Linked DNA regions of Homo sapiens: region 1 is linked to region 2. Evidence: chromatin loops called from intact Hi-C (ENCODE). Cell type or tissue: breast epithelium. All regions are shown on one strand. Each heading gives the region's core, and the rest is flanking DNA. Links, peaks and the distances in the headings are about the cores only.

What was found. Hi-C counts contacts between places; a loop is a spot of excess contacts. Peaks named below come from ENCODE experiments on the same cell type or tissue, not always from the same donor. Only the 100,000 strongest peaks of a DNase experiment are listed, where the experiment ranks them.
Region 1: a loop joins it to region 2, with 31 times the contacts of the local background. A loop is called at or near these places in 1 of 110 quality-filtered maps.

What each region holds. Positions count from the first base shown.
Region 1 is chr4:173,716,060-173,727,457 of GRCh38, forward strand. No RefSeq gene overlaps it. Among named protein-coding and RNA genes, the nearest start is that of LINC02269, 180 kb to the right of the region's middle. In breast epithelium, for the core only: no CTCF peak of the experiment used is centred there; no DNase peak of the experiment used is centred there.
Region 2 is chr4:173,792,808-173,804,205 of GRCh38, forward strand. No RefSeq gene overlaps it. Among named protein-coding and RNA genes, the nearest start is that of LINC02269, 99 kb to the right of the region's middle. RefSeq lists an enhancer at 8,529-9,098. In breast epithelium, for the core only: no CTCF peak of the experiment used is centred there; no DNase peak of the experiment used is centred there; H3K27ac peaks cover 503 bases.

The DNA of each region.
Region 1 (11,398 bases), core at 4,285-9,284, 75 kb before region 2:
GGGATGGAGTCCCTGATGGGCTGGGTGGCTGTGGTCTCCAGTTCAGCAGACTTAATCTTTCCCACCTTCTGGCTCTGAGGAGGCGGGGTAGTCTAGATGAGTGGTATTTCCCCAAGCACAGTGCACCCACTCTGTCAAGGGGCAGAAAGAGTGCTTTGTTAAGCAGGTCTCTGATCCTGTGCTTCCTGACTGGGTGAGACCCCCAACAGGGGTAACCAGACACCTCATGCAGGAGAGTTCCAGCAGGCATCAGGTCAGTGCCCCTCTGGGATGGAGCTTCCAGAAGAAGGAGCACGCAGCTATCTTTGCTGTTCTGCAACCTCTACTGGTGATACTTCCAGGTGCAGGAGGGACCCAGGCAAATAGGGTCTGGAGTGGATCCCCAGCAAACTGCAGCAGCCCTGCAACCCTGCAGAAGAGAGACCTGACTGTTAAAAGAAAAACAAACAGAGGGCCACAACAGCAACAACATCAACAAAAAAGACCTCACAAAAACCCCATTCAAAGGTCAGGAGCCTCAAAGATCGAAGGTAAGTAAACCTTCAATGAGAAAAAATGAGAAAAAAATCAACACAAAAACACTGAAAATTCAAAAAGCCAGAGTGCCTCTTCTCCAAATGATCACACCTTTTCAGCAAGGGCACTGAACTGGGCTGAGGCTGAGATGAGTAAGTTGACAGAAGTAGGCTTCAGAAGATGGATAATAATGAACTTTGCTGAGCTAGAGGAGTATGTTCTAACCCAATGCAAAGAAGCTAAGAACCATGGTAAAACATTACAGGAGCTGTTAATCAGAATAACCAGTTTAGAGAGAAACATAAATGACCTGATGAAACTGAAAAACAAGTATCAATAGCTGAATAGATCATGCAGAGGAGACAATCTCAGAGCTGAAGTCTGTCTTGCTGAAATAAGACAGGCAGGCAAGATTAGAAAAAGATAAATGAAAAAGAATTAACAAAACCTCTGAGAACTATGAAATTATGTACAAATGTGTCCAGAATTGGTGGGTTCTTGGTCTCGCTGACTTCAAGAATGAAGCCGCGGACACTCGTGGTGAGTGTTACAGTTCTTAAAGATGGTGTGTCTGGAGTTTTTTCCTTTAGATGTCCAGATGCATCTGGAATTTCTTCCTTCTGGTGGGTTCGTGGTCTCGCTGACTTCAGGAGTGAAGCTGCAGACCTTCATGGTGAGTGTTACAGCTCATAAAGGCAGCGCAGACCCAAAGAATGAACAGCAACAAGGTTTATTGCAAAGAGTGAAAGAACAAAGCTTCTACAGTCTGGAAGGTGACCAGAGTGGGTTGCTGCTGCTGGCTCAGGTGGCCTGCTTTTATTCCCTTATCTGGCCCCACCCACATCCTGTTGATTGGTCCATTTTACAGAGAGTTGATTGGTCCATTTTACAGAGAGCTGATTGGTCCATTTTACAGAGAGCTGATTGGTCTGTTTTGACAGAGTGCTGATTGGTGCCTTTACAATCCTTTAGCTAGACACAGAGTGGTGATTGGTGCATTTACAATCCTTTAGCTAGACACAGAAGTTCTCCAAGTTCCCACCCGACCCAGAAGCCCAGCTGGCTTCACCTCTCACTGGCACTTGCTGCAGGACTCTGCAGCACCCAGCCTGCGCACTCTGGCAGCCCAGAGGGAGCCTGTCCCCCATCAAGTCCAGCAGGCGCCAGCTGGCTGCACCCGTGCCCACCCAGAACCTGCGCTGGCTCGTGAATGTCACGCGCAGCCCTGGATCCCGCTGGCACCTTCCCCTCCACACCTCCCTGCAAGCAGAGGGATCTGGCTCTGGCCTCGGCCAGCACCAGAGAGGGGCCCCCACAGTGAAGCAGTGGTGGGCTGAGGGCTCCTTGAGCATGGCCAGAATGGATGCCAAGGCCAAGGAGGTGCTGAGAGCAAGTGAGGGCTGCTAGCACGTAGTCACCTCTCACAAAGACTGAACCTACTACTGATTGGGATAGCTGAAAGAGATGGGGAGAATGGAACCAAGTTGGAAAACATACTTCAGGGTGTCATCCAGGGGAACTTCCCTAAACTAGCAAGACAGGCCAACATTAAAATTCAGGAAATACAGAGACCCCCAGTAAGATACTCCATGAGAAGATTAACCCCAAGACACATAATCATCAAATTTCCAAGGTTGAAATGAAGGAAAAAATGCTAAGGGCAGCCAGAGAGAAAGGCCAGATAACCTACAAAGGGAAGTCCAACAGAATAACTGTGGACCTCTCAGTGGAAACACTACAAACCAGAAGAGACTGGGGAGCAATATTCAACATTCTTAAAGAAAATAATTTCCAACCCAGAATTTAATATCCAGTCAAACTAAGCTCCATAAGTGAAGTTGAAATAAAATCCTTCTCAGACAAGAAAATACTGAGGGAATTTGTCACCACCAGGCCTGCCTTGTAAGAGCTCCTGAAGAAGGCTCTGAATATGGAATGGAAAAACCATTGCCAGCCACTACAAAAACACACTGAAGTACACAGACCAATGATGCTGTGAAGCAACTACATTAACAAGTCTGCAAAGTAGCCAGCCAGCATCATGATGACGGGATCAAATTGACACATAACAATATTAACCTTAAATGTAAATGGGCTACATGCCCCAATTAAAGGACAAAGAATGGAAAGCAGGATAAAGAGTCAAGACCCATTGGTGTGCTGTATTCAAGAGACCCATCTCACATTTAGGCTCAAAATAAAGAGTTGGAGGAAAATTTAACAAGCAAATGGAAAGCAGAAAAAAGCAAGGGTTGCAATCCTAGTTTCTGATAAAACAGACTTTAAATCAGCAAAGATCCAAAAAGACAAAGAAGGGCATTACATAATGATAAAGGGTTCAAATCAACAAGAAGAGCTAACTGTCCTAAATATATGCACCCAATACAGGAGCCCCCAGATTCATAAAACAAGTTCTTAGAGACCTACAAAGAGACTTAGACTCACACACAATTATAGTGGGAAATTTTAACACCCCACTGTCAATATTAGACAGATGATCAAAACAAAAAATTAACAGAAATATTCAGGACTTGAACTCAGCTCTGGATCAAATGGAACTGATAGTTATCTACAGAACTCTCCACCCCAAAACAACAGAATATACATTATTCTTGGCACCACATGGCACATTTACTGTAAAACTGATCACATAATTGGAAGTAAAACACTCCTCAAAAAATGCAAAAGAACTGAAATCATAACCAACAGTCTCTCAGACCACAGAGCAATCAAATTGGGATTCAAGATTAACAAACTCCCTCAAAACCACAAAACTACATGGAAATTGAACAACCTGCTCCTGAATGACTCCTGAGGAAATAATAAAATTAAGGCAGAAATCAAGAAGTTCTTTGAACTAATTGAAACTAATGAAAACAAAGAGACAATATACTAGAATCACTGGGACACAGCTAAAGCTGTGTTAAGAGGGAAATTTATAGCACTAAATGCCCACATCAAAAAGCTAGAAAGATCTCAAATCAACGTCCTAACATCACAACTAAAATAACTACAGAACCAAGAGCAAACAAACCCCAAAGCTAGCCAAAGACAAGAAATAACCAAAATCAGAGAGGAACTGAAGGAGATAGATACAAAAAACCCTTAAAAAATAAATGAATCCAGGAGCTGTTATTTTGAACAAATTAATAAAATAGACCACTAGCTAGATTAATAAAGGAGAAAGGAGAGAAAAATCAAATAGACACAATAAAAATGATAAAGGGGATAGCACTACTGACCCCACAAAAATACAAACAACCATCAGAGAATACTGTAAACACCTCTATGAAAATAAAATAGAAAATCTAGAAGAAATGGATAAAGTCCTGGACACATACACTCTCCCAAGACAGAACCAGGAAGAAGTTGAATCCCTGAATAGACCAATAACTAGTTATGAAATTGAGGCAGTAATAAATAGCATACCAACCAAAAAAAAAAGTTCAGGACCAGATGGATTTACAGCGGAATTCTACCAGAGGTACAAAGAGGAACTGGTACCATTTATTCTGAAACTATTCCAAACAATTGAAAAGGAGGGACTCCTCCCTAACACATTTTATGAGGCCAGCATCATCCTGATACCAAAACCTGGCAGAGATACAACAACAACAACAACACTCCAGGCCAATATCTCTAATGAATATTGATGCAAAAATTCTCAATAAAATACTGGCAAATTGAAACCAGCAGCACATCAAAAAGCTTATCCACTATGATCAAGTCAACTTCATCCCCAGGATGTAAGGCTGGTTCAACATATGCAAATTAATAAATGTAACTCATCAAATAAACAGAACTAAAGGCAAAAACCACATGATTATCTTAATAGATGTAGAAAAGGCCTTCAATAAAGTTCATTAAAAACTCTCAATAAACTCGGTATTGAAGGAAACTACCTCAAAATAATAAGAGCCATTCATGACAAACCCACAGCCAATATCATACTGAATGGACAAAAGTTGGAGGTATTCCATTTGAAAACCAGCACAAGACAAGGATGCCCTCTCTCACCACTCCTATTCAACATAGTATTGGAAATTCTGGCCAGGGCAATCAGGCAGGAGAAAGAAATAAAGCGTATTCAAATAGGAAGAGAGGAAGTCAAATTGTCATTGTTTGCAGACGACATGATTCTAAATCTAGAAAACCCTATCATCTTAGCCCAAAAGCTTCTTAATCTAAGTAACTTCAGCAAAGTCTCAGGATACAAAATCAATGTGCAAGAATCACAAACATTCCTATACACCAACAACAGACAAGCGGAAAGCCAAATAATGAATAAACCTGCATTCACAATTGCTACAAAGAGGATCAAATACCTAGGAATATAGCTAACAAGGGAAGTGAATGACCTCTTCAAGGAGAACTACAAGCCACCACTTTTCAAGGAAATCCAAGAGGACACAAACAAATGAAAAAACATTTTATGCTCACGGATAGGAATAATCAATATCACGAAAATGACCATACTGCCCCAAGTAATTTATAGATTCAATGCAATTCCCATCAAACTATCACTGACATTCTCCATATAATTAGAAAAACACTGTCTTAAAATTCATATGGAACCAAAAAAGAGCCTGTATAGTCAAGACAATCCTAAGCAAAAAGAACAAAGCTGGAGGCATCATGCCACCAGACTGCCTTTTCCTGGCGCCGGCTGCGACCAATTATTATTTAGAGAGACAGCTTTACGACTGCCTGATCATCACCTCATGGTTGCCTGACATTCCTGGTGGTAGTGGGGCCTTCTCCTGCCCTGCTCCTGTCTGCCTGCCTACCTGCTGGAACAAAGGTAGTTGTCCCTTCAAGAGATATATGGAAGGATATTAGCTGGCTGTTGAACTTGAGCACACACTGTAAGGCAAAAACAGATGGCTAGTATACTATCTTCCTGTTTTCCTAACTTTAAAAAGTTTACCTGATGTATTTAGGATATAATTTTGGGATGAAAAGCTGTAAGGATTAATAGAAAAGTAGGAGAACATATGTAAGAAGAATGTGGTTGGGAAGGACAGGGAAATTAGGTAAAAATTTGTAAAGCAAACAGGCTTCTGGGAGGGGATGTGTGTTTTCCTCATCCTGAGGTTTCTTCCATGTGAAGGACACTCTATTAGAATAATCCTCTTGGCTACTCTCAGTCTCTCTGCCCTTGGGGGAGATGGAGTGACCTGTTTTATTGGTGAGGTGGGAAGGAAAAGAACAGCATTTTCCCTTTTCCCTTCCTCTAGGGAGAGAGCTTCCCACAGAGAACCTTGTCCTCTGTATTCCATGTCCTAAAACTAACAGAGGCAGGTAGGTCCCCAGGCAGTGCCTGTGTCAGGAATGGAGAATTATTTCTAATTTTGGAGTTCAGCATTATGAAGGTCACTTGTCTGCTTTTTCTTAATAAAACTTTATAAAGGATAAAGGTAATATTTTGGCATCTATGTGACAATGCCTTGGTCTTATTTCACAGTTGAGTAAGCATCTGTGAAGATGCCCTCTAAAGTCCCAAATAAGATTACTCAAAAGTAAATCAAAACACCCTAAGTTGGCTGTTCTGGCCATGAGGGAGTTGTTGCAGCTAGACTTGCTCTTCTCTATAAACAGCAAAAAAAAAAAAAAAAAAAAAAAAACTGGACAAAATATGTGGAACAATTTTCAGACACTGGACAATATGAAATACAGGGCTGTGATTCCTGAGGGAAAGAAGCAAATATGATGAGTCATATAATTGACCTGGCTATCTGTGTGGAGGCATTTTCTGGACCTCAGTACAGGGAGTGGGGACACAGACAGAGCGCAGTGATCTTGCTAAAGTGAGAAGATGGATACCAACAGTTGGGAGACTGAGGTTCTTGTAATTTGTGGGGCAGAGATGAGGGAGTTGTGCTGAGGAAAACCAACTAACCAATCAAGCAACAAACAAACTAACAAACATCTCTAGAGGTCTTCCCTTTAGTTTTTGCCCAAATGGTAAACTGCACTTTCACAATTTGAAGATCCACAGGGTCAGAGAATACATGCTAGGATCTTTAAGTGAAACAGTTCTTAGGGCTCACATACAACTGAGGAAGTTTGATTTTCAACCAACTGGAATGCATTGACCTCGTTGAACACCCAGGCGTTCCATTGAGATCCCAGAAAAATTAGCATATCTAAATCTAAAGGAAAAGTACTCTAGGTTCACCCCAACAAATCTTAAAAATTGCCCTCAACAAGGTCAAATTGATTATTTTTCTCCTTTTATAAAATTATACTTAAATTCTGGGATACATGTGCAGAACGTGCAGGTTTGTTACACAGGTATACATGTGCCGTGGTGGTTTGCTGCACTCATAAACCCATCATTTACATTAGGCATTTCTCCCAATGCTATCCCTCCCCTTTCCCCCAACCCCCTGACAGGCTCCGGTGTGTGATGTTCCCCTCTCTGTCCCCATATGTTCTCATTGTTCAAATCCCACTTATAAGTGAGAACGTGTGGTGTTTGGTTTTCTGCTCCTGTGTTAGTTTGCTGAGAATGATGGTTTCCAGCTTCATCCATGTCTCTGCAAAGGGCATGAACTCATCCTTTTTTACGGCTGCATAGTATTCCATGGTGTATATGTGCCACATTTTCTTTATCAGGTCTATCATTGATGGACATTTGGGTTAGTTCCAAGTCTTTGCTATTGTAAATAGTGCTGCAATAAACATACGTGTGCATGAATCTTCATAGTAGAATGATTTATAATCCTTTGGATATATACTCAGTAATGGGATTGCTTGGTCAAATGGTATTTCTAGTCCTAGATCCTTGAGGAATTGCCACACTGTCTTCTACAATGATTGAACTAATTTACTCTCCCACCAAAAGTGTAAAAGTGTTTCTATTTCTCCACATCCTCTCCAGGATCTGTTGTTTCCTGACTTTTTAATGATCACCATTCTAAATGGCATGAAGTGGTATCTCATTGTGGTTTTGATTTGCATTTCTCTAATAACCAGTGATGATGAGTTTTTAAAAATATGTTTGCTGGCCACATAAACATCTTCTTTTGACAGTTGTCTGTTCATATACTTTGCCCACTTTTTGATGGGGTTGTTTGTTTTTTTCTTGTAAATTTGTTTAAGTTCCTTGTAGATTCTGGATATTAGCTCTTTGTCAGATGGCTAGATTGCAAAAATTGTCTCCCATTCTGTAGGCTGCCTGTTCACTCTGATGATAGTTTATTTTGCTGTGCAGAAGCTCTTTAGTTTAATTAGATCCCATTTGTCAATTTTGGTTTTTGTTGTCATGGCACTTGATGTTTTAGTCATGAAGTATTTGCCCATGCCTATGTCCTGAATGGTATTGCCTAGGGTTTCTTCTAGGATTTTTATGGTATTAGGTCTTATATTCAAATATTTAATTCATCTTGAGTTAATTTTTGTATAAGGTGTAAGGAAGGGGTCCAGTTTCAGTTTTCTGTATATGGCTAGCCAGTTTTCCCAGCACCATTTATTAAATAGGGAATCCTTTCCCCGTTGCTTGTTTTGTCAGGTTCATCAAAGATCAAATGGTTGTAGATGGGTGGTGTTATTTCTGAGGCTTCTGTTCTGTTTCCTTGTTCTATATATCTGTTTTCATACCGGTACTAAGCTATTTTGGTTACTGTAGACTTGTAGTATAGTTTGAAGTCAGGTAGTGTGATGCCTCCAGCATTGTTCTTTTTGCTTAAGATTGTCTTGGCTATACAGGCTCTTTTTCGGTTGATCGTAGTGGATAAGCTTTTTAATGTGTTGCTGGATTCGATTTGCCAGCATTTTATTGAAAATTTTCACACTGATGTTTACCAGGGATATTGGCCTGAAATTTTCTTTTTTTGTTGTGTCTCTGCCAGATTTTGGTATCAGAATGATGCTGGCCTCATAAAAAGAGTTAGGGAGGAGTCCCTCTTTTTCTATTGCTTGGAATAATTTTAGAATAAATGGTATCAGCTCCTCTTCATACTTCTGGTAGAATCTGGCTGTGAATCCATTCGGTCTTGGGCTCTTTTTCATTGGTATGCTATTAATTACTGCTTCAATATCAGAACTTGTTATTGGTCTATTCAGGGATTCGACTTCTTCCTGGTTTAGTCATGGGTGGGTGTGTGTGTCCAGGAATTTATTCATTTATTCTAGATTTTCTAGTTTATTTGTGTAGAAGTGCTTATAGTATTCTCTGATGGTAGTTTGTGTTTCTGTGGGATCAGTGGTGATATCCCCTTTATCAATTTTTACTGTGTCTATTTGATTCTCTTTTTTCTTCTTTACTAGTCTGGATAGTAATCTATCTATTGTGTTAATCTTTTCAAAAAGCCAGCTCCTGGATTCACTGATTTTTTTGAAGGGTTTTTTTGTGTCTCTATCTCCTTCAGTTCTGCTCTGATCTTAGTTATTTCTTGTTGTATGCTAGTTTTTGAATTTGTTTCCTTTTGCTTCTCTAGTTCTTTTAATTGTGATGTTAGGGTGTCAATTTTAGATCTTTCCTGCTTTATCCTGTGGGCATTTAATGCTTTAAATTTACCTCTAAATATTGCTTTAGCTGTGTCCCAGAGATTCTGGTATGTTGTGTCTCTGTTCCCATTGCTTTCAAATAACTTATTTATTTCTGCCTTAATTTCATTATTTATCCAGCCATCATTCAGGAGCAGATTGCTCAATTTCCATGTAGTTGTGCAGTTTTGAGTGAGTTTCTTAATCCTGAGTACTAATTTGATTACACTGTGGTCTGTGAGACTGTTTGTTATAATTTCTGTTCTTTTGCATTTGCTGAGGAGTGTTTTACTTCCAATTATGTGGTCAATTTTAGAATAAGTGTAATGTGGTGCTGAGAAGAATGTATATTCTGTTGATTTGGGGTGGAGAGTTAGTAGATGTCTATTAGGTCCGCTTAGTCCAGAGCTGAGTTCAAGTCCTGAATATCCTTGTTAATTTTGTGTCTCATTGATCTGTCTAATATTGACAGTGGGGTGTTTAAGTCTCTTAGTGTTATTGTGTGGGAGTCTAAGTCTCTTTGTAGGTCTCTAAGACCTACTTTGTGAATCTGGTGCTCCTGTATTGGGTGCATATATATTTAGGATAGTTAGCTCTTCTTGTTGCGTTGATCTTTTTACCATTATGTAATGCCCTTCTTTGTCTTTTTGGATCTTTGTTGGTTTAAAGTCTGTTTTCTCAGAGACTAGGATTGCAACCCCTGCTTTTCTTTGCTTTCCATTTGCTTGGTAAATATTCCTCCATCCCTTTATTTTGAGCCTATGTGTGTCTTTGCATGTGAGATGGGTCTCCTGAATAGAGCACACTGATGTGTCTTGACTCTTTATCCAATTTGCCAGTATGTGTCTTTTAATTGGGGCATTTAGCACATTTACATTTAAGGTTAATATCATTATGTATGAATTTGATCTTGTCATTATGATGCTAGCTGGTTATTTTGCCCATTAGTTGATGCAGTTTCTTCACAGTGTTGATAGTCTTTACATTTTTGTTTGTTTGTGGAGTGGCTGGTACCAGTTTTTCCTTTGCATATTTAGTACTTCCTTCAGGAGCTATTGTAAGGTAGGCCTGGTGGTGACAAAATCTCTAGGCATTTTCTTGTCTGTAAAGTATTTTATTTCTCCTTCACTTATGAAGCTTAATTTGGCTGGATATGAAATTCTGGGTTGAAAATTGTTTTCTTTAAGAATGTTGAATATTGGCCCCACTCTCTTCTGGCTTGTAGGGTTTCTGCAGAGAGATCTGCTGTTAGTCTGATGGGCTTTCCTTTGTGGGTAACCTGATCTTTCTCTCTGGCTGCCCTTAACATTTTTCCCTTCATTTCAACCTTGGTCAGTCTGACGATTATGTGTGTTGGGGTTGCTCTTCTTGAGGAGTATCTTAGTTGTGTTGTCTGTATTTCCTGAATTTGAATGTTGGCCTGTCTTGCTAGGTTGGGGAAGTTCTCCTGGATAATATCCTGAAATGTATTTTCCAACTTGGTTCCATTCTCCCCGTCACTTTCAGGTACACCAATCAAACATAGGTTTGGTCTTTTCACATAGTCCCATATTTCTTAGAGGCTTTGTTCGTTCCTTTTCATTCTTTTTTTTCCTAATCTTGTCTTCATGCTTTATTTCATTAAGTTGATCTTCAATCTCTGATATCTTTTCTTCTGCTTGATCGATTTGTCTGTTGACACTTGTTTATGCTTCATGAAGTTCTTGTACTGTGTTTTTCAGCTCCATCAGGTCATTTATGTTCTTCTCTAAACTATTTATTCTAGTTAGCAGTTTTTGTAACATTTTTTCAAGGTTCTTAGCTTCCTTGTATTGGGTTAGAACATGCTCCTTTAGCTCGGAGAAATTTGTTATTACCCACCTTCTCAAGCCTACTTCTTTCAATTCATCAACTCATTCTCTGTCCAGTTTTGTTCCCTTGCTGGTGAGGAGTTGTGACCCTCTGGAGGAGAAGAAGCATTCTGGTTTTTGGAATTTTCAGCCTTTTTGCACTTGTTTTTCCTCATCTTCATGGATTTGTCTACCTTTGGTCTTTCATGTTGGTGACTTTCGGGTGGGGTTTTTGAGTGGTCATCCTTTTTGTTGATGTTGATACTATTGCTTCCTGTTTTTTACTTTTCCTTCTAACAGTCAGTCCCCTCTTCTGCAGGTCTGCTGGCATTTGCTGGAGGTCCACTCCAGAACCTGTTTGCCTGGGTATCACCAGCGGAGGCTGCAGAACAGCAAAGATAGCTGCCTGCTTCTTCCTCTGGAAGCTTCATCCCAGAGGGGCACCTGCCAGATGCCAGCTGGAGCTCTCCTCTATGAGGTTTCTGTCAACCCCTGCTGGGAGGTCTGTCCCCAGCAGGAGGCACAGGGGTCAGGGACCTACTTGAGGAGGCAGTCTGTCCCTT
Region 2 (11,398 bases), core at 2,066-7,065:
AAAACGATGGGTGGTTACCTCAATTGAATGAGATTTGGTTAGTGCCATCCAGATAGAATGGGGAAGAAAAATATAAATTTTGCTGAGCAACAAAATGAGAAATATTTAGAATATTGTACTACTTGTCAACTTGTGAATTTGTGGACCATAATTGATACCATCTATATATCATTAGTGTTTCTGAAACTATGAAACTAGTTTATGCATCTGGCACAACAAAGAAAACATATTTTGCTCATTTCTACTCCCCCAAAAAAACCAAATAAACAAACCTAGAAATGTAAAAGAGTATCATGCATAAAGTGAATATTCTCGGTCCCTTCTTACCTCATAACTTATACGTGTACACTGGTTCTGCTCCATAGATGTAAGACCTGTGGATGAATATTTTTCACCCTTTTAGGGGCCATTATAGTATCTTCATTTGAGGTTGGAAAACAGAAGAAAATACAATTCTACTTGTACCAGTTTAATTTTCATATTAAGATTTTATACTTATTTTAAACAAACTATGAAACTTACCAAGTTCCCCCATCATGACCTGCCTCAGCAATATGAAAATATTTTTGCAGAACTCTGACCAGAAATATATGGATTTTTTTGTTTTAATGTCACTCATGCAGCTTCAATGATGCATGAAGTTATGAAAATCTCGGGAGGGGGAGAAATCTACTAATGCACAAGTGATGTTAATTCAACAAGGGGCCATTTAATGTTGTTTAATGACTGGAAATTATGTTAAGGTCAAATAAACTGAGGGCCCTGGTTCAAAAGACAGTCGCAAGCAAACTGGAATTATAGTAAGCAAGATAGTTCCTCCCAGCTGCTTAGATTTTCTTTTCCTGGAAGAACTTAATATATCCTTCAATCCCTGAATTGCGGTGGAGTTTGAAAACGAGGAAAGAATAACAGGAGACTATAAATTGATTTGATTTACAGTAATGCAAGTAAAAGATCTTTCATTTCATTTTCCCTTGGAGAAACAATACTTCTATCAGTATAGACATCTATTTTGAAGCAATTCTGCAACTACATGGCCCATAAATTCCTCATAATATATTTCACAATTATTAATAATGATAACTTTAGTCTATGAAATGGAACTTTTGGAAACGGTTGAATCACTGAAGGTGGAGAGATTTCTGCTTTCATTATGGGCTTTATCTTCTGTTATCACTCAAGGCATTAAAATGAAATAAAATTTAAAATTCAGTTTCTTAGTTGCACTAGCCACATTTCAGGAGCTCAGAAGCCACACATGGCCAGAGGTTTTTGTCTGGATAATGCAGAAGTAGAAAATTTCTGTCATCAAAGAAAGTCCTATTGGACAGTACTGCTCCACATCTATGGCAATATATCAGGAGGGGTGAAAATCTGAAATGTTACTGCCACAGTTTTATTCTTTACTGACTACGTAAAACAAAACTTTTCTGTTAAGAGCATGTTTATAGTAACACCATGACTAACATACTACTGATTTTCCAGTTCTGACGAGCTGACTGGCCGACTGAATGAATTTTTACTGATCTTAATGTAGTATGAAAGGAACAACTAAAATAAAATATGGTTTATTCTGCTGATTTGAAGTTAATGAGGGTTTTTTATATGAAAATGTAAATGTTGATTACATATTATTCTTGTCTTAGCATGCAGATACAAACCACAGTTATAAAGAAGAGAACCCAATTCTTCACCAAAATTTTAGTTTCTTTTCTTTTTTTTAGCATTTATTCTGTCTGTACTAAAAAAGAATTTGTGAAGATGCTAGCACAAATATTTATATATACTCAGTGTATTTAAAGTGTCTTCTTATACATTTTGTAATCAAATAATCTGCAATGTTCTGTGTACTCACATAAGGAATTTTGGGGTCCAACGTATTTGAAGTTTTCATATTGAGTCAGTTGAGAGGCCAGTTCATTTTAGAGACTAATCTTTATGTCTGTAATCTCTACTTTTTCCTGTGTTTATAGTTGAAATCCAGTTCTACTGAAAGTTTGTGGAATAATGACTTACACTAAGGAAGTGAGTCAGTGTCTCCAAGAAATAAAAGGATTAAATTCTGAGTATAGTAATGCCCATTGGTTTCTAAGTGTAGAACTGTGTGGTGAGAGAGAGAAAGTCGTTATGGAGGGAGAGAAGAGGGAGAGTTGTTATGGAGGAAGAGAAAGTTGTTATGGAGGAAGCTGTATGAATCCTGGAAGTCCAAATACACTCCTAAATGTATGATGACTTTGAAGATGGGTTAAAAAATAAGATGTACTTTTTTAGTGACATAAGTATCCATACTTAAAATGAGAATAATGTAGATTCTCTACTTATGTAAGTAGAGGCATTCTTATTTATTTGGAAGATTTGTTAAGTCTAGTATCTATTTCTAAATCAGGTTTTTTTTTTTTTTTTGGTATTGGTATTTCTCCTAATGCTATCCCTACCTCCCCTAGCCCCTGACCCCAGATATTTTTAAGAGGAACTCTTTTGTTGTTCATTTGAGTAAGCAGTGAATGCTATTTTCTCTTTACTTTTTAAATTAAATGCATTTTCATCATTTTGAGTTTTTAAAAAAATGTTCAAAATATAGTTAACAGCATATAAATTGGTACCACTCTTTCAGCAATTGCTCTACACATGTGAAAAAGTCAAGCCACGTTTTCCTAAGGTACCCATTCTCTTTCAAAACATTTTTTAATGCCTGCGATTCTCTTTTTCCTAGGGCTGATGGGGTAAAATGAAGATTTGGTGAAAGTGAAATATGGTCAAAGTTTCCTCTCAAACATAGAATTTTATGGCAGTAAAAGAAAAGCAGGAGTCACTATATTTATGCATTTGGCTTCCTGATTTTAAGGGTGAGATGATGTTTCTTAACCTTCAGTAGCAGTTCTCTTTTGCATTGCAGCTGTAATATATGTATTGTAGTTAGCGATTGTTACATTCAAATTCATTTTTAAAAAATTTTCTAGATTGATTATTCAAAAGCCCTGTGAGAAAATTACTCGCCTTATGTTTTCTTTTGAAACATACTTAAAAATCTAGGTTAAAAATATAAACCTCTTAAGAAGAATGAATATGTGGTTATGTAGGATACTTCCTGGAAATTCTTAATGGCCTTTACTAACAAAAAAAAATGCAATACTGAAGCCTCTGCTCCCAGGCTCAGGTGATCTTCCCACCTCAGTCTCCCAAGTAGCTGGGGCTATAGGCGCATGCCACTATGCTGAGCTAATTTTTTTTTTTTTTTGTAGAGGCGGGGGTTTTGCCATGTTGCCTAAATTTGTGAGCTCAAGAGATCTGCCTACCTGGGCTGCCCAAAGTGCTGGGATTATAGACATGAGCCACTGTGCCTAGCCAGTAATCTTAATAAACAGATATTTCATTAATAACTTTTTTCTAAAACAATTTTTATGTGTATTTATTTTAATGATTAAAATGCTATGCCTTAAGCAATACATTTATATAAGATATAGCAGTAAAATTATGCATTTGGAACACTAATCTTAGAAATTGGTGTATTGGTTTAATTACTTTGATTTATTAATGTCTATTTCTGTGCCTGATACTTGAGAATGAAAGGAAGTATATATTCATTGAACATGGTACATAGTACATATTCTGTGTATCAGATACTCTTCCAAGTCGCTTTATGTATGTTATTGCATTTAATTCTCACATAAACTTTACAGTTATTAATCCATTTTACAGACAAAGAAACCAAGAGTTAAAGAGGTTATGATTTGCCCAAGAGTATTCAGTTAAAATATACCAATGGTAAGAGACAAACCCTGAGTTTGTTATTCTAGAGCCTTCACTCCTAACCACTGTATTACCGAGGTCAGTAGTGTCCTCATTATACAAGGAAGAAAAAAGAGACTCACAAAAAACAAGTAACTTGTCCAAAATAGAGTAAATGGTGGAAAAAGTTTTCAACTGAGTCTCTCTAACTTCAAATTTTAGCCCATTTTACTATGCCACACAGGGGTTGACAAATCAGATTGGGGAAAGAAGAGGTTATAGACCATCAGAAGTGCATAAGAAGGGTTCATAGGATAGGCAAAGACCTGCCTGGAGAACCCATGTCTGTTTAACCTTTCAGTGCATAGAAACTTGCCATATGGGCTTAGAAGTCAGCTTGTGTCTATGGGCCCTTTTTCTATAGTGATACTGAGAACACTCTAGAAGCAATGATCATGAATGCTCTTGCATAAGGCGTGTATTTTCACTTCAGTAAGAAAACAGTGAGGCCCAGAAGATTGTTTGCAGGTCAGTAATTGTTGCTTGTGGTGCTTGTTTGGAGTCAATACGGGGCCTGGTCTTCTACTTGCACATGCAGGAGTTTTCAGCAGCCAGATTGGCCTGGTGGAGTCCTTAGAGAATTTGAGATGTCACTTACGATGCCAGATACCATTCTGAGGCAGGAGTCTGGATCTGCTGCAAGAAATACAGCTTTAAAAAACTGTGTGACAACAAGAAGAGGCACATACACTTGAAAAGAAGACCATTCTTTTTATTGAAAAAATTTGTACCTGTGATTTTCTGATCTGCTGGACATTGACAGAATGTTACACTAACTCCAGGCTAATTGTTCAATAGTTAAAGATGAAAAGTGAGGAGTAACATAGGCAGACTTTTATAACACATGATGATGAACAATACTTTGCTGATGATCTCTGATTGGTAGGTTTTACGACAATTTGGATAGATGTCCTCTTGTTTTTAATTCTTTGGTGAGTGGGAAGAGCAAAGGAATGCAGAAGAGAGGCAGAGAAGTTTCTGGGAAGGGTGAAAGTATGAACTAGTAGTAGAAAGAGAAAAAGACTGAGTTTTACAGGGAATAAGAGATATTGACTTAATTCCAGAAAACATGAAAAGAAAGTTTGGATATCCCAGGTGGAATATGCATCTGTTGGCTTTGTTGATTTTTATTATCCTTCAATAATAGAAACTGAGACACAGGAGAACAGTTTTGGAACATTAAATGTGGAGCTATTTCTATTTAAAAATAAATGTAATACGGTAGCCTCCCCTTTTCCTCAGGGTATACATTGCAAAACCCTCAGTGTATGCATGAAACTGTGGATAGATTAGAACCCTATAGAGACTATGTCTTTTCCTAATACAATTACATCATATGGGGCAAGCAGTATATACAGCATAGATATGCTGAACAAACGGTTGATTCAAATCATGCCAGGTGGGATAGTATGGGACAATGTGAGATTTCACCATGCTGCTCAGAACAGCATGCAACTTAAAACTTAAGAATTTGAATAGAGGTTTATCCAAACTTTTATTTCTGGAATTTTCCATTTAATATTTTGGACCGTTGTGGATGAGGTTAACTTAAACTGTGAAAGGGAAACTTACTATTGTATTTTATGAATTTGTTAAAGAGAAATCTAAACATGCTTCTTTTTTATTTTTTATTTTTATTGATGCATAATAATTGTACCTATTTATGGGGTACATGTGGTATTTTGATACAAGCATACAATGTGCAATGATCAAATTGGGGTACTTAGGATATCCATCACCTAAACATTTATCCTTTCTTTGTGTTAGGAATCAGAATGTTTCTAACACAAAGAAATGATAAATGTTTGAGGTGGTGGATATTCTCTGCAGTTATTTTGAAAGATACAGTAGGTTATTGTTAACTATAGTCTCCCTATTGTGCTACCAGATATTAGATCTAATTCCTTCTATTTGACTGTATTTTTGTACCCATTAACCAACCCATCTTTATCCTTTCGTTGTCCCTTTCATTCCTAGCCTCTGGTATCTGTCATTCTACTCTCTACCTCCACAGGATCAACTTTTTTTTTTTGGAGACGGAGTCTCCCTCTGTCGCCCAGGCTGGAGTGCAGTGGCGCGATCTCGGCTCACTGCAAGCTCCGCCTCCTGGGTTCACGCCATTCTCCTGCCTCAGCCTCCGGAGTAGCTGGGACTACAGGCCCACCACCACGCCCGGCTAATTTTTTTGGTATTTGTAGTAGAGACAGGGTTTCACCGTGTTAGCCAGGATGGAGGATCAGCTTTTTAAACCCTCGCATGCAAGTGAGAAACATGTAATATTTGTCTTTCTGTGCCTGGCTTATTTCACTAAATATAATGCCCTCTACATCCATCCATGCTGTTGCCAATTTTATTATTTTTTTATTGCTGAATAATATTCCATTGTGTATATATACCATATCTTTATTGCTGAATAATATTCCATTGTGTATGTATACCATATCTTTTTTCTTTCTCTCTCTCCTTTCTTTCCTTCCCCCCTTCCTTCCTTCCTTCCTTCCTTCCTTCCTTCCTTCCCTTCCCTTCCCTTCCCTTCCCTTCCCTTCCTTCCTTCCTTCCTTCCTTCCTTCCTTCCTTCCTTCCTTCCTTCCTTCCTTCCTTCTCTCTCTCTCTCTCTCTCTCTCTCTCTCTCTCTCTCTCTTTCTTTCTTTCTTTCTTTCTTTCTTTCTTTCTTTCTTTCTTTCTTTCTTTCTTTCTTTCTTTCCTTTTGATGAGGAGTCTTGCTCTGTCATCCAGACTGGAGTGCACTGGCGCTATCTCAGCTCACTGCAACCTCTGCCTCCCAGGTTCAAGCGATTCTCCTGCCTCAGCCTCCCGAATAGCTGGGATTACAGGCACATGCCACCCTTCCCAGCTATTTTTTTTGTATTTTTAGTAGAGATGGAATTTCACCATGTTGGCCAGGCTGGTCTTGAACTCCTGACCTCAGATGATCCACCTGCCTCAGCCTCCCAAAGTTCCATTTATCTAGTGATGGATGCTTAGGTTGATTTCATATCTTGGCTACTGTGAATTATGTTGCAATAAATATGGGAGTGCAGATATGTCTTCAGTACACCGATTTCCTTTCTTTTGGGTATTTACCTAGCAGTGGGATTGCTGAATCACATGGTAGTTCTATTTTAGTTTTTTGAGGAATCTTTATACTGTTTTCTATAGTGGCTGTACTAATTTACATTCCCACCAACAGTATGAAAGTTTCCCTTTCTCTTCATCCTTGCTAGCGTTTGAATTTTAAAAATCTTTTTGATAAAAGCCATTTTAACTGGTGTGAGATGTTACCATTTTAATTGAAACTTTGATTTGCATTTCCCTAATGATTAGTGATATTGAGCATTTCCTCATATATCTATTGCCCTTTTGTATATCTTCTTTTGAGAAATATCTTTACAGGTCTTTTGCCTATTTTAAAAATTGGATTATTATTATTTTTTTCCTGTTGTTTGAGTTCCTTATATATTCTGGTTATTAATTCCTTGTCAGTTGAATAGCTTACAAATATTTTCTCCCATTCTATAAGTTGTCTCTTTACTTTGTTGATTGTTTATTTTACTGTGCAGAAGTGTTTTAGTATGATGTGATCTCACTTATCCATTTTTGCCTTGGTTGCCTGTGGTTTTGAAGCTTTACTCATAAAACCTTTGCCCAGACCAAGGTCCTGAAGCTTTTTTGCAATGTTTTCTTCTAGTAGTTTTATGGTATCAGGTCTCACAATTACACCTTTAATCCATTTTGATTTTATTTTTGTATATGGTGAGGGATAGGGGTCCACTTTTGTTCTTCTGCATATGGATATCCAGGGTTCCCAGCACCATTTATTGAAGAGGCTGTCCTATTCCCAATGTATGTACTTGGTGCCTTTGTCAAAAATAAGTTGACTGGATATGCATGGATTTATTTTTGAATGTCCTTTATCCAAACTTTATGTCTAGAATTTTCCATTTCATATTTTTAGAATGATGTTGACCAAGCATAACTGAAGCCATGGAAAGAGAAACTGTGGATAAGGGGAACACTATTATATTTTATAAATGCTTAAAAATTTTTCAATGTTTGGAAGCTTTCTTAGGAGGTTCTCACTGCAGAGATCAGGAAATATTTATTAACCACCCACTTTGTGAACAGCAGTGTGTTGGTTATGATATGGTTTGGTTCTGTGTCCCTACCCAAATCTCATCTTGAATTGCAATCATATATGTTGAGAGAGGAACCTGTAATATCCATGTGTTAAGGGAGGGAGGTAATTTGGCCATAAGGGTGATTTCCCCCATGCTGTTCTCGTGATAGTGAGTTCTCACAAGATCTGATGGTTTTATAAATATTTGACAGCTCCTCCTTCACACACATTTCTCTTTACTGCCACCTTGTGAAGAAGGTGCCTGCTTCCCCTTCGCCTTCCACCATGATTGTAAGTTCCTGAGACCTCCCCAGTCGTGTGGAACTGTGAGTCAGTTAAACCTCTTTTCTTTATGAATTACGCAGTCTTGAGTAGTATCTTTCTAGCGGTGTGAAAATGGACTAATACAGGTTCTTTGAAGGCATATTGAAAAAACAGGATATAAGGGGGTCTGCAAATCAATAGTGAGGTAAAATCGTCAAACATGAAGCAAATGGAGGCATGAATATTCAAGATAGAATGTTTTAATGATATATACATTAAACATTATGAAGTTCAGAGGTAAGGGCAGCTTCCCTGGAGGAAATGGAATTGAAGCTAGATCTTGATGGATAGATAAGTTTTGGGGAGGAAGATTCACATCATGTTTGAATGGGGATGTTTGGCAAAGAAGAGATTGCTTTTAGGCAGAAGAATGATACTGGGGTCTTGAAGAACTGAAGATGTCTGAGATGCTCATAGGGCAGTAGCCAGCTGGTTCTTAGTGCATTTTGGGGAAAATCGTGGAGAGGGGAAGGCCTGAGATTGCATAGTGAGAGTGAGGCCCACCTGGTGATCTCTATTATGGTCAAGGATTAGGATCCCCTGAGGAACCACAGAAGCTACCAGTTATTCAGAGAGTGGTTAAAGAACAAAAGGAGGATTTCTTTTCACTTGAGGGCACTCATCTAAATTAACTTTTTGTTGACAAAGAAATGAGTACTCAGTCCTTTCATGCTTCCTTTACTGAAAGGTGATAGAATCTCCTTCATTAGTTCATAATCCAAGTGTAAGGGAAACATATTATTTTAAAATTGTTACTTATAGTTAAAAGTTTCTCAGTGGGTTGGAAATTTAGGCTAGATTCAGATTTCTTTCAGATTTTTTTTCTTGTAGCTTTTGTAAATATTGATTCACCCTAGAAATGAGTTATGGGTAGGAGGGATCTTTAAGAAAATTTTTTTACTATGGAACATAGCATTCCAGAAAAACCTCATTTCTATTGATGAATGGCTGTTGGCATACAGAAACCTGGCATGTGGTCGAGGAGAAGGGATACAGCTGACATGAGAAAAGCTTGAGAAGGAAACTATAATCCCCCTTCAAATTCACTGCTCATTAGAGGAGCTAAAATGATTAAGCAGCTGGAGGTTTTGATGTATGAGGAAAGATTAAAAGAATTACATGTGTGTAGGTTGGCTAAAGAGCTAAGGAGTGTGTGTGCCTGTGTGTGAGGTGGGGATCTGATAGCCATTTGCAGATAATTGAAGGCATAAGCCCCCCAAAAGGAGAGGGATTGTGAAGGTGGTCCTTAGGGGATTATCTAAGGGTAATGAATGAACGGAAGAAGAGAAAGAAAATGGTTTCATCAGGAAGACTTTCATAATGGGTGAGATTTAAGAGGCCATAAAATAATCTCCCAGAAGAGGTGGTGAAATTCCCATCTCTTGAGTCATTTGGAGGAGGCCTAAAAAGTTTTGGAAGTGTATAATGCTACCCTGGTGGGGGAACAGATTTAGTAACCAAGACCATCCTGGGTCCTGATGTTTTACAGCTCCATTTTTAAGATGAATCAATTGATAAACAATAAATTTGGAAGCTTCCCAGGAACTGAGTCTGTCTCATCTCACTGATAATTTTCTTCAAGTAATAAAGACACATTCCATACCTCTTCCTCGCTTGATTTCTACCCATTGTCCTTGACATTGTATTATTTCTTAAGGGACATAAAGGCCCAATGATGGAGGAATTGCAGGATTGAAAGGGTTAGCAGCAAGTCATTCAGCAAATGGCAATATTAATACAGCATCCCTGCACTGCAGTCTCCTTTCCAAACAGGACTGCTCTCTGATACATTGTCAGAACTCCTTGCATTGTGTTCTTCAGGGTTCCTCAGCATTAATCAGCATCTGGACTGTGCCACTCTTGCAAATGAAATTGGTCAAGAATAGCCTTTCCCCAGTATCATGATGAAGCAGAATTTTTTTCTGGTGTCTTTTGATAATGAGAATGACAGTATTCTATCTTTATATTAATAGTTCACAGCAACTAAAAGAGGTGGGATCTCAGAACACTTCATTTAATGCCAATAGAATTGTAACAGAAACCTTATGACCTTGTATGGTCCTTTTCTGTGATCTCACAGTTTCTTTAGTTTTTCCTCTATGTGAGTAATAATAAATGATTCTTACACAAAGATTTATGTACACATATTTCTTCACAGTGTTACTTACACAATTAATGCTAAGAAACACCCTAAATATTCAATATTTGGTAAAAAGTCTTTCTTTATGTCCTTATAGTAGATTGTTACAGCTGTGAAACTCATGGTTTTGAAGAATATACAATGACATCTAAAAATGTGCATGATAATGTTGGAAGAAGCAAGCAGGACCTACAAATACAATATAATTCTAAATGTACTTAGATAAAAAGATAGATAAATAGACATGTATCTTGCCTTTCTATCCTTGAATGATGAAATTAAGAGTAATGTTTTCTTCTTCGTACTGTTTTACATGTTCTGCAATTAATATATATTATTTACCAAATCTGTTATTTAAACAGATTTTTCTTTTAAATTAAAAAAATGAGTGTTTGGATGCAAGTGTTTTGCAAGAAGCAATAGATAACGTGCACAGAGCTCAAAGTGAACTTTTCCACATTAAAAAATAAATTAAATAAAAACACATGTGGAGCATCTGTACAATTTAAAAAGTGAGAAATCAATTTTTGGATTTTTTTCATCCAAAATATTTTTATGAACTGAAACTAGAAGAAAATTAAGATGAGTTTGAGTCAGCATTTCACAAGCTGCTCCAAAGTACTCCAGTGTACCAAAATATTTTATAATATTTAAATATTAGACATTTTAAGCATTAACAAAGATGGATTTCTATTTTTCTTGACCTATTAGAGACTTTAACATGGCAATGAGTATTTCTTTTTTTAAATTTAATTTTATTTTATTTTAAGTTCCAAGATACATGTGCAGGATGTGCAGGTTTGTTACGTAGGTAAATGTGTGCCATAGTGGTTTGTTGCACCTATCAACCCATCACCTAGGTGTTAAGCCCAGCATCCGTTAGCTATTTATCCTGATGCTCTCCTCCTTCCACCTTCCCTGCATCTCCAACCAACAGGCCCCAGTGTGTGTTGTTCCCCTGCCTGGGTCCATGTGTTCTCATTGTTCAGCTCCCACTTATAAGGAAGAACATGCAGTATTTGGTTTTC